2 separate regions of the Homo sapiens genome follow, and region 1 is linked to region 2. The links are chromatin loops, found by intact Hi-C in ENCODE. Cell type or tissue: PC-3. All regions are shown on one strand. Links, peaks and the distances in the headings refer to the core of each region. The heading gives the core; the rest is flanking DNA.

Region 1 (4,406 bases), core at 68-4,067, 50 kb before region 2:
AATTTTAATATCAAGATCACTGTATTCCTATCATATTTTCATTCTGATCTCTCACTATTTTCCAACAGTGATTCAAGTGTGACTGATCCATTTGCCGTTCCCTAAAATCACTTTTTTCTTTCCTGTCTCTATACTTTGTTTACAGCTCATCTTCACCGAGAGACCTGTAACACCTATTGAAATCCACCCACTTACCTTTCATGTCCAGAGCTACCCAAGCTGCTTCTGATCCACACAGATAAAATATATCACCCTTCACAGCTAATATTAACTCTTTGGTTCAGGAAATGTGTGCCCTCCTAAATTTAAAACTCTTTGGACATAACTGTAATTTCCTTTAATAACCACTATCTCTTTTCTAATGACTGCTTCTTATCTATCACGTCCTTCCAGTTTTTGAACTTATTTTGTTCATATTTGGTAGTACCAACTTGAGCAAATCTTTAGAGAAGGCCCAAACATAGCACAGTACCAGCAACCATAGACATCTAAAAATGTATTTATTGTTCCCTCATATTTAAATGAGAATTTGCCTGAATAATGAACTCTGAGTTCTTCTTTTACCTGTCTTTTGAGATTTTGAAAACATACTTCATTTTCTTCTTGTGTCTATTATGAAAGATAAGATGTCTGAAGTCCACCTGTTTTTTGAACTTCTTTATAAATAAGTTGTAGAAGGTTTTGTTTTAGGGGTTGCAATACTTTTCCAGGGTCTGTATAAGTGCTGGTCTTTTCTTAGTTATTTTGCTCAATCCAAAGAGTTCCTTTCCGTCTGAAGAAGGATGTTTTTCTTCAAGTCAAGGAGACCTTCTTTTCTTATTTGTTTGATTTTCTGCTCTCTTATCTTTTTATCTGTTTCCACCAATATCTCTTTTTAGGAAGATATGGCAAGTTCTTTCATTTCCTAAAATTTTTAGAGCACCTTCTTGACTCATCTTTGGGTTATTCGTTTGGCCTATCATTATTTAAATCTAATATCCAGCCCTTTCATTGATTAAAAAAAACTTTTCGATCTATTTTGAACAGTTCTCAAACTTTTTGTTGTTTTCTGATTGCTTCTTTTTATAGAAGCTTGATTTTGTTTTCGGATGCAGCATCCTCTATAATCCTTCTGAGGACATCCATCAGAATTTTTTTTTCTTTTGTTCCCTAAATTATCTGTTCTCTTCCTTGTCATTTGTTCTGATTAAGCCTTCTATTTCATGCTGTTAATTTTCCTAAATTGTGCTGATCTTTGGTTTCCTAGACATACATTTAGGTGGCCAGCAAAGATTTTCTCAGCAGTTGTGTCATCTGTCTCTCACAAAAGCATCCTTCTCAGTGGGAGGGTTAATAAAGCTGAATTATTTTTTATCTCCAGAGCTTCATCTTTCTGCATCAAAAATCCTGTCAAACTTTTCCTGGGCACTTTCTAGAATGGGTGTAACTAGTCCCTATATGACCCAGTCTCTAAGTGCACATATTTTCTCTCTTTTCAAAACTGTATGCAAAAAGCTCTTAACTACTTGATTAAACTCCCACTGTGTTTTTTCTTTCCTTTTTGTTCTCATAAGAATATAAACGCAATTTTCCCCTTCCTAATTTTCTCTCTTTCTTTCCAAGGCCTTGCTGACCTTACTTATTTCATTGAATTCATTGCCTTTCTACATTATATTTCAGCTAAGTAACCCATTTTCTTCTCCTTTTGAAGAATTGAACTTCATCTGGCACTTCTAGTCAATTCTGATCACTCTACAATCTTTGTAACTTGCTCTCCTGTCTTTCTGTTGCTCACCATGCGGATGACTCAAATATCTGTCAGTGGTCAAAGATCTGGGAGGAGATCTGGGAGGTATAGTTAAATGGTGTCCTTTGTCTAAACCCATTTACCTGAAATGGGAGACTCACTGAACAGTGTACCTGCTGGGCTATTTCTTTGACTAGAGAAGAATGTATTCTCATTGATTTTCTCTTCCTCAAACCTTTTCTCCATGTCTTCATTCACCACTTCTCTTTTTCAAGGCTGCGTCCATTACCATCCCCTTCTCTTTGAAATCTTTGGATCTCCAAATGGGAATTGCCTACCTTTTTCTGCTGCTGTATAAAGGGAGGCAGCAGAAATATGTAGGAGAGGAGAAAGCAAATCAGGGTAAGCAGGAGGGACTTTGTGACTTTAGATAAGAGAGAAAATATTTTGCAAATATTAAATATTTGATTTCGTTTTGCCCTCAAAACGTATTCTTTTGCAGCCTTCTGAATTCAAGTCCTAATCCCATAGTGTATTACGCAGGAAGAAATAGAAAGGTAAATCCTAGAAGAAAGAAGCCACTTGTCAGGATTGAGTCCTGAGGCTGAATTTCTTCACATCTTTAGCATGACAATGATTATCAATGCTAGAAACACTTATAAAGAAATAAGTTTCTAAATTACTTTAGATGCTAGCATATTGATATTTGAGGTCTCTCTTACTCTAACCACAGCAGAGATCTCAGGAGATTCAGATAATTCCAATGTTAATTCAATGACCTTCTTAATCTCTCTTTTATTGCATGGTTACATAAACTCCTACTCCATGTACATTGATACCGTCTAGAGAGGAGCATGAGAGCGCCGTACCTGGGACATATTTGAGCACATCCCTGAGACATCCAAGCAGAGGATGAATTACCTGAAAAGACTATTTAAATTATGATATATGCAATTACTTATTTATACATTTAATTATCTATATTTATTATTGATAAATATTATTTTATATGTCTTATTTTTATTTACTGAGAATTTACTATGCGCTCAGTAAATATATTAGAAATAGAGTGACAAAACAGAATAATGAATCCCCATTCTTATGGAGCTTTTATTCTACAAAAATTATTGGATCACAATAAGTTCACCAACATTGGACCAAACATTTATTTTCTGAACACTGTGACTTTTTTTGTTTTTTTTGTGTAAAGTCTTTGGTAGTTCCCTGGCCCTTTTAGCACCTTTGCATCTTCTTCATAGAGCACAGGAGCAATTTAGAGTCCTTTATATGTGAGGCAACACAAAGGATCATATTGTCAAATCCAAGTGACACACAAGTCAGATATATTACCCAGTGTCTAACTTTCCTAAACAATGTCAAAAATACAAGTAAGTATCCAGATGAAGAAGGAAAATGTCTGGATACACCAGGTCCCAGGTCCTAGGTGCTTCCTTCACAGATCGGTCATGCTCTATGACCAAGAAAAATACATGAGATCTTTAATGAAGTGCACAAGGCTGCCTTACACAACAGGGAACATCTCAGTTATTTAATATCCTCATTTATACTTATATATTTGCATAGCACATATGACAGAGTCTGCAGTCATGCTTCATGAATCTGTAGATTCTATAATTGTTTACCATAAGCAACCCTAAACCAGGAATATCCTGTTAAAAGAATTCCATAGGTAAAATTCTCTTCCTGATAAATATTGGTTTATTTTCCAGGAGGTTTGTTATTAGTACTTTTACCAGAAGATTAGACCAGATTGCCTGCTTTTTTCTTCCCCAGGAATATCCTGGCCTCCCTTCCTATAGGATTAACAGGGATTACAGGACAGTTGTTTAACTCCATCTTTTCCAAAATGGAACAAGTTCTGAAGAACCAAGACCACAGTCTTAGGCTCATCTATTTATCTGCTTTTCTCTGCCATGTTCATGTACCTACTAATAGGGCATTTTGATATGGCAGAACTGAAAGGGGAATATTTCCTAAGGGCCTGCAGCTTTCTGACACTTTCCTCCCCTGGTTAAATTTGGAAGCCTCTATGGCACCCAACCTGAGCTGCGGACCAGGTGGGAGCATGAGGGAGGATAAGAACTCTGCCTCTGATATCCTTGCTCCTTCTCACTCTCCCTTTTAATTTCCAATAATCTACCAGAACATGAATGACTGGATTTTTCTCTCTTTCTCCTCATCCTTTATAAAAAAAATTGATGTTCTAGTATGCTCTTAACATCTTAAAAGTAGGGCCAAAGGGACTTAGAATTTTTAAAAATTTCATGACAAAGTACAGTTTTCAAAATTTCTTCAAAGGAATCAAGAAAGCTAGTCCAGTAATTGAAAGTTAACATGACGTCCCTTTGTTTTAAGCAAAAGCATTTATTTTCCATGTATACCAGAAAGTCTAGAAATCAATGACTTTTGAAGCTGGTTTAGTAGCTCAGTAATGTCAGGGCCAGAGTTTCTGATCTTTAGCCTTGTCCTCCTTTCTTTCTCCTCATTGTCTAGTGAATGATGCTTCATCTCCAGACAGCACATAGGTGCTAAAAGCAGAAAGAAGGATACAAAGAGAAGTGACAGTCTCATTTTTCCACTAATTACAAAGAGAAACCCTCTCAGGACTTGCAAAAGGATGCTCTTTCAATCTCACAGACCTGAAATATATTATATGGTA
Region 2 (4,406 bases), core at 82-4,081:
ATAAAATAAAATAAAATAAAATATAAAAAATAGTGAGATGCATATTTGCAAATCCATTTTTTATAAACAGATTTTTTTAAATTTCATATTTGTTTTAAGTTTTTTCACCACAATACTTATCTATTAATGTCACAAAAGAAAAATAAAGGCTAAACAACACTGCAAAAAGTCTAATACTGCTTTGGTAATATTTTATGGGGCTTTTGTTGATGTTTTTGCTTTTGCTGTTGTTTTGTCTTTTTTGCCCCCAGAGAATCTAGCAGTCAACTTGACCTCACTTCATGGTTAATAAATCATCTGTTGTTAAATTTCAGACATAAAAGCACAGCCTCACTACCTTTTTAAAAAGCTTATAAATGGTTTCTCAAAAGAATTAAGAAAACCTTTAATACATCAAAACAATGAGATTATAGACATGAAACTACACTCTCTGCAGCTTTTCAAAAACAGAGTCCTAATGGAAAATAGACTATGAATGTTCAAGAAATTACACTCCTCTGAGTGTGTGTGTGAAATATACTCCATGGAAAAAATTTATTGGAAGCTCTCTTATGAGAGAAATAAGATGATCGAAAAATAAATCCTCCAAGAAGTAACTACTTTTTATTATTTCTGATTAAAATTCATTCTTAAAAACAAAAGTCTTCGAAAGAAGTTTTCTCAATTATTTACCTCCTTTTATTCTGAATCTACAATTCTGTGGCAATTTATTAGGTAAATTCTGTTTAATCAGAAAACCTACAAGTGATTCTTATATGTATTTAAGTATTCTCCTCCAGATATATGTGAACCATCTTGTAGCCTTTGGCAAAGTTTACTACTGGCTTGTAATAATAATAATCAGACTCTATATGGATATATATTTCCCAAGTCAAACATCAGGGCAAAAAAACAGTGTTATTCAGAGCAACTGACCTGTGCATGCACATCAATTCTTAAAATGAAAATTAAAGAAACATTGTTATTTCCGTAAAGCTTTGCTGGAAGTAATTGATTCATATGTATAAAACATCAAATCTATTGGGAGTCCGAGGCGGGCGGATCACAAGGTCAGGAGTTCGAGACCATCCTGCCAAACACGGCTAAACCCCATCTGTACTAAAAATACAAAAAAATTAGCCGGGCGTGGTGGCGGTCGCCTGTATCCCAGCTACTCGGGAGGTTGAGGCAGGAGAATGGCATGAACCCAGGAGGCAGAGCTTGAAGTGAGCTGAGACAGCGCCACTGCACTCCAGCCTGGACGACAGAGCGAGACTCCGTCTCAAAAAAAAAAAAAAAAAAATCAAATCTAAAAAGTGTTCTTCATTATGTTTTGGTTCACAATTCATTAGTAATTAAATGGAATGAAGGAATATATCAATGCAGGAAAAGTTATGGCTCTGTATGTTTTAGGTAATTCCTAAATTTATCCACAAGGCAAAACACTACTTATCTAAGTCTATGTATTGAAAGCAGTTACATTTTTTTCTTTCATTGGCAGTGGTTTTATCTGGAGAGTAAATATAATGAGCAATATCATATTATATTTTATTCTATTTTCTTTCACTGTAAATGTTTCGAAGACATTGTTATTATTACTGTATTATTTTATTTTTTCTCTATTCCAGGAGGTAGCCAGATTTTTTGTGTGTGTGGAGTTGAAAAAAGAAGCTTTTGAAGATAACTTTCTCATAGAAATCTTCTATCTTTCATAAAAGCTTAAACTCACTGAGAAGTTTAGACTTGGTCACCGATGCTCAAAACATATCTGGAGACTCCTGGGGATCCATGAGATCATTGTAGGGGTCCACAAGGTCATAATAATTTCTTTTTAATAACTAAAATTATATAATTGTGTTGACAATAAACAGAAAGTGCTCTTGCATACTTTTGTACTCTAAAAGTTTCTTCTTTCATTTCTAATATGATAAATCTTTGATATACTCAATAGAATTTAAGAAAGTAATTTTTTTTTTTTTTTTTTTTTTTGAGACGGAGTCTGGCTCTGTCGCCCAGGCTGGAGTGCAGTGGTGCGATCTCGGCTCACTGCAAGCTCCGTCTCCCGAGTTCACACCATTCTCCTGCCTCAGCCTCCCGAGTAGCTGGGACTACAGGCACCCGCCACTGCGCCCGGCTAATTTTTTGTACATTTAGTAGAGACGCGGTTTCACCATGTTAGCCAGGATGGTCTCGATCTCCTGACCTCGTGATCCACCCGCCTCGGCCTCCCAAAGTGCTGGGATTACAGGCGTGAGCCACCGCGCCCGGCCTGAAAGTAATTTTTAAAAAGTTTTACAATTGCAGCTTTAAGTAATCTAGAAGGGGAAGGATGAAATTGGAGTGCATTTTTAGGGCTGAGCAGGGTCATGTTGAGAAAGAGGAAGTAAATTTTCCACCATTGCAAAGTAGCAGAGATCAGTTTCACCCAATTTCCTGGCAATTATTTTTCGTCTGGGAGGTGGCAAGATCAAAAGAGGCTGAACACTAAGCCCTAAGTACTCCAGCTCTACTAAGATCACTTAGCAACCCCAAGTTGGTAAGGCACTGCAACTTGGTAATGATGTAGCTGAATTGCCTGCCTTCACGGAAATAGGTGGACTTGAGTAATTAGGATACACCAGTGGCAATCATGATGTACTAAAGCATAGAAAGTTCTCTCTCTTTTACAGTTAACTTGTGTAATCGCTTGTTTGTCCAATCTCTCTTTGGGGAAATCTTTCCTCTGAGTCGTCTAATTTTGGCATGAAGAAGATTCCAGGTGCCTGGCCCTCATTATAGACGCAAGATACCTTTTCTTTTCATACCTTGGCCTAACCAGAAGGCTGGCATGAGACTAAAATATGACAACCAGATGCTCTCTCCTGGGATTGCAAATTTTGAGCCAGTAACACCAGGATGGAAAGAAAGTTTGGAGAATATTCATCATAGTGACTCTGATGGCAGTAGCAGTGATAGCAGATGTCCTGGCTGCTGTTTCGTTCCTCTTTTCTTTCAGGACTCCTTCAATTCCTGTCCATCTAAAGCCTGCTCCCTCAACACCGCCTTTGCCAACCCAATATTCTTCCAACAAATTCCCCTATGCTTAAGTCAGTCATAACTTCCCCATAACATACATATATACACATAAACATATATACACACATATATGAACATATATGTACACATACACATATACATATGTATACACATATATGTGTATATACATGAGTATATGAGTATATATGTATGTATATATAGTACATATGTGTATATATGTATATATAGTACATATGTGTGTATATGTGTATATATGTGTACATATATGTGTGTGCGTATATATATGTATATATCTCGCTAAGGAGATAAAGGCCATCTCCACTGTAATACACAAACAAACACAAACTCTCAAACCACTGAGATCGAACATCCGTCAAGCTCATCGAGATGCAAACATGAAGCTAGACTAAATTTGATTTTTTAAATGATACAGAAAATATCACAATTCATTATATTTAAAAAAGTTAGAAATTCACTAATTTATTATAATTTCATATTTACTGTCAACAATTAGCCAACTATATAGTTATAATTTCTGTCTTAAATTCCATTTATTTAACAACCCTTTTCTGTAATTAATATGAAGATTATTGAATCTAGAACTAGAGATATATAACAGGATTCCTGAAAAGGAGGATTTTTAACATGCAAAAAAGGTGTCATTTAAAATTTGGCAGACACTTTTTATTCTAAGTGAAAACAGCAAAGTATACCTAAGGAGAGATTTTCATACTCTGCAAAAAAAAAAATTAGACTTCAGTGGTCGTTATTATATAAATGAAATACCTAGAGAAGGAACTTTTTTGTTTGTTTGTTTTTTATGTATTGACAAAGCATCCCTTTTCAATATCCTTTGTATGCTGAGTAGAATTTTAGATAGCACATAGGCAAGTGTGAAGTAGCAATGTATTGCAGTAATTGAGAGGGCAAGCTCTGGAGTCAGACTGTTAATGGATTCTGATGCTAACACACATAAACACATGCACACACACACACATGTAGTTGACCCTTGAATGACATAGGGGAGGCTATGAACCCCCCCTACACAGTCAAAAACTTAAGTAATAGCTTACTGTTGCCTGAAAGCCTTTCCAAAAACATAAACAGTTGATTAACACATACTTTGTAACACATATTACAATTACTATATACTGTATTACAATAAAGTAAGCTTGAGAAAAGAAAATGTTATTAAGAAAATCACAAGGAAGAGAAAGCATATTATCTACTAAGTAGAAATGGGTCATCATAAGGGTCTTAAACCTCATTGTCTTCACATTGAGTAGGCTAAGGAGGAAGATGAAGAGAAAGGGTTGGTCTTGCTCATGGGTAGCAGAGGCAGAAAAGGTGGAGGACGTGGAAGGGGAGGCAGGAGAGGAGACACACTTGGT

What was found. Peaks named below come from ENCODE experiments on the same cell type or tissue, not always from the same donor. Only the 100,000 strongest peaks of a DNase experiment are listed, where the experiment ranks them.
Region 1: a loop joins it to region 2, with 2.4 times the contacts of the local background. A loop is called at or near these places in 1 of 110 quality-filtered maps.

Annotation. Positions count from the first base shown.
Region 1 is chr7:83,203,062-83,207,467 of GRCh38, forward strand. No RefSeq gene overlaps it. Among named protein-coding and RNA genes, the nearest start is that of PCLO, 42 kb to the left of the region's middle. RefSeq lists an enhancer at 1,567-2,189. In PC-3, for the core only: no CTCF peak of the experiment used is centred there; a DNase peak (open chromatin) is centred at 1,800.
Region 2 is chr7:83,252,753-83,257,158 of GRCh38, forward strand. No RefSeq gene overlaps it. Among named protein-coding and RNA genes, the nearest start is that of PCLO, 92 kb to the left of the region's middle. In PC-3, for the core only: no CTCF peak of the experiment used is centred there; no DNase peak of the experiment used is centred there.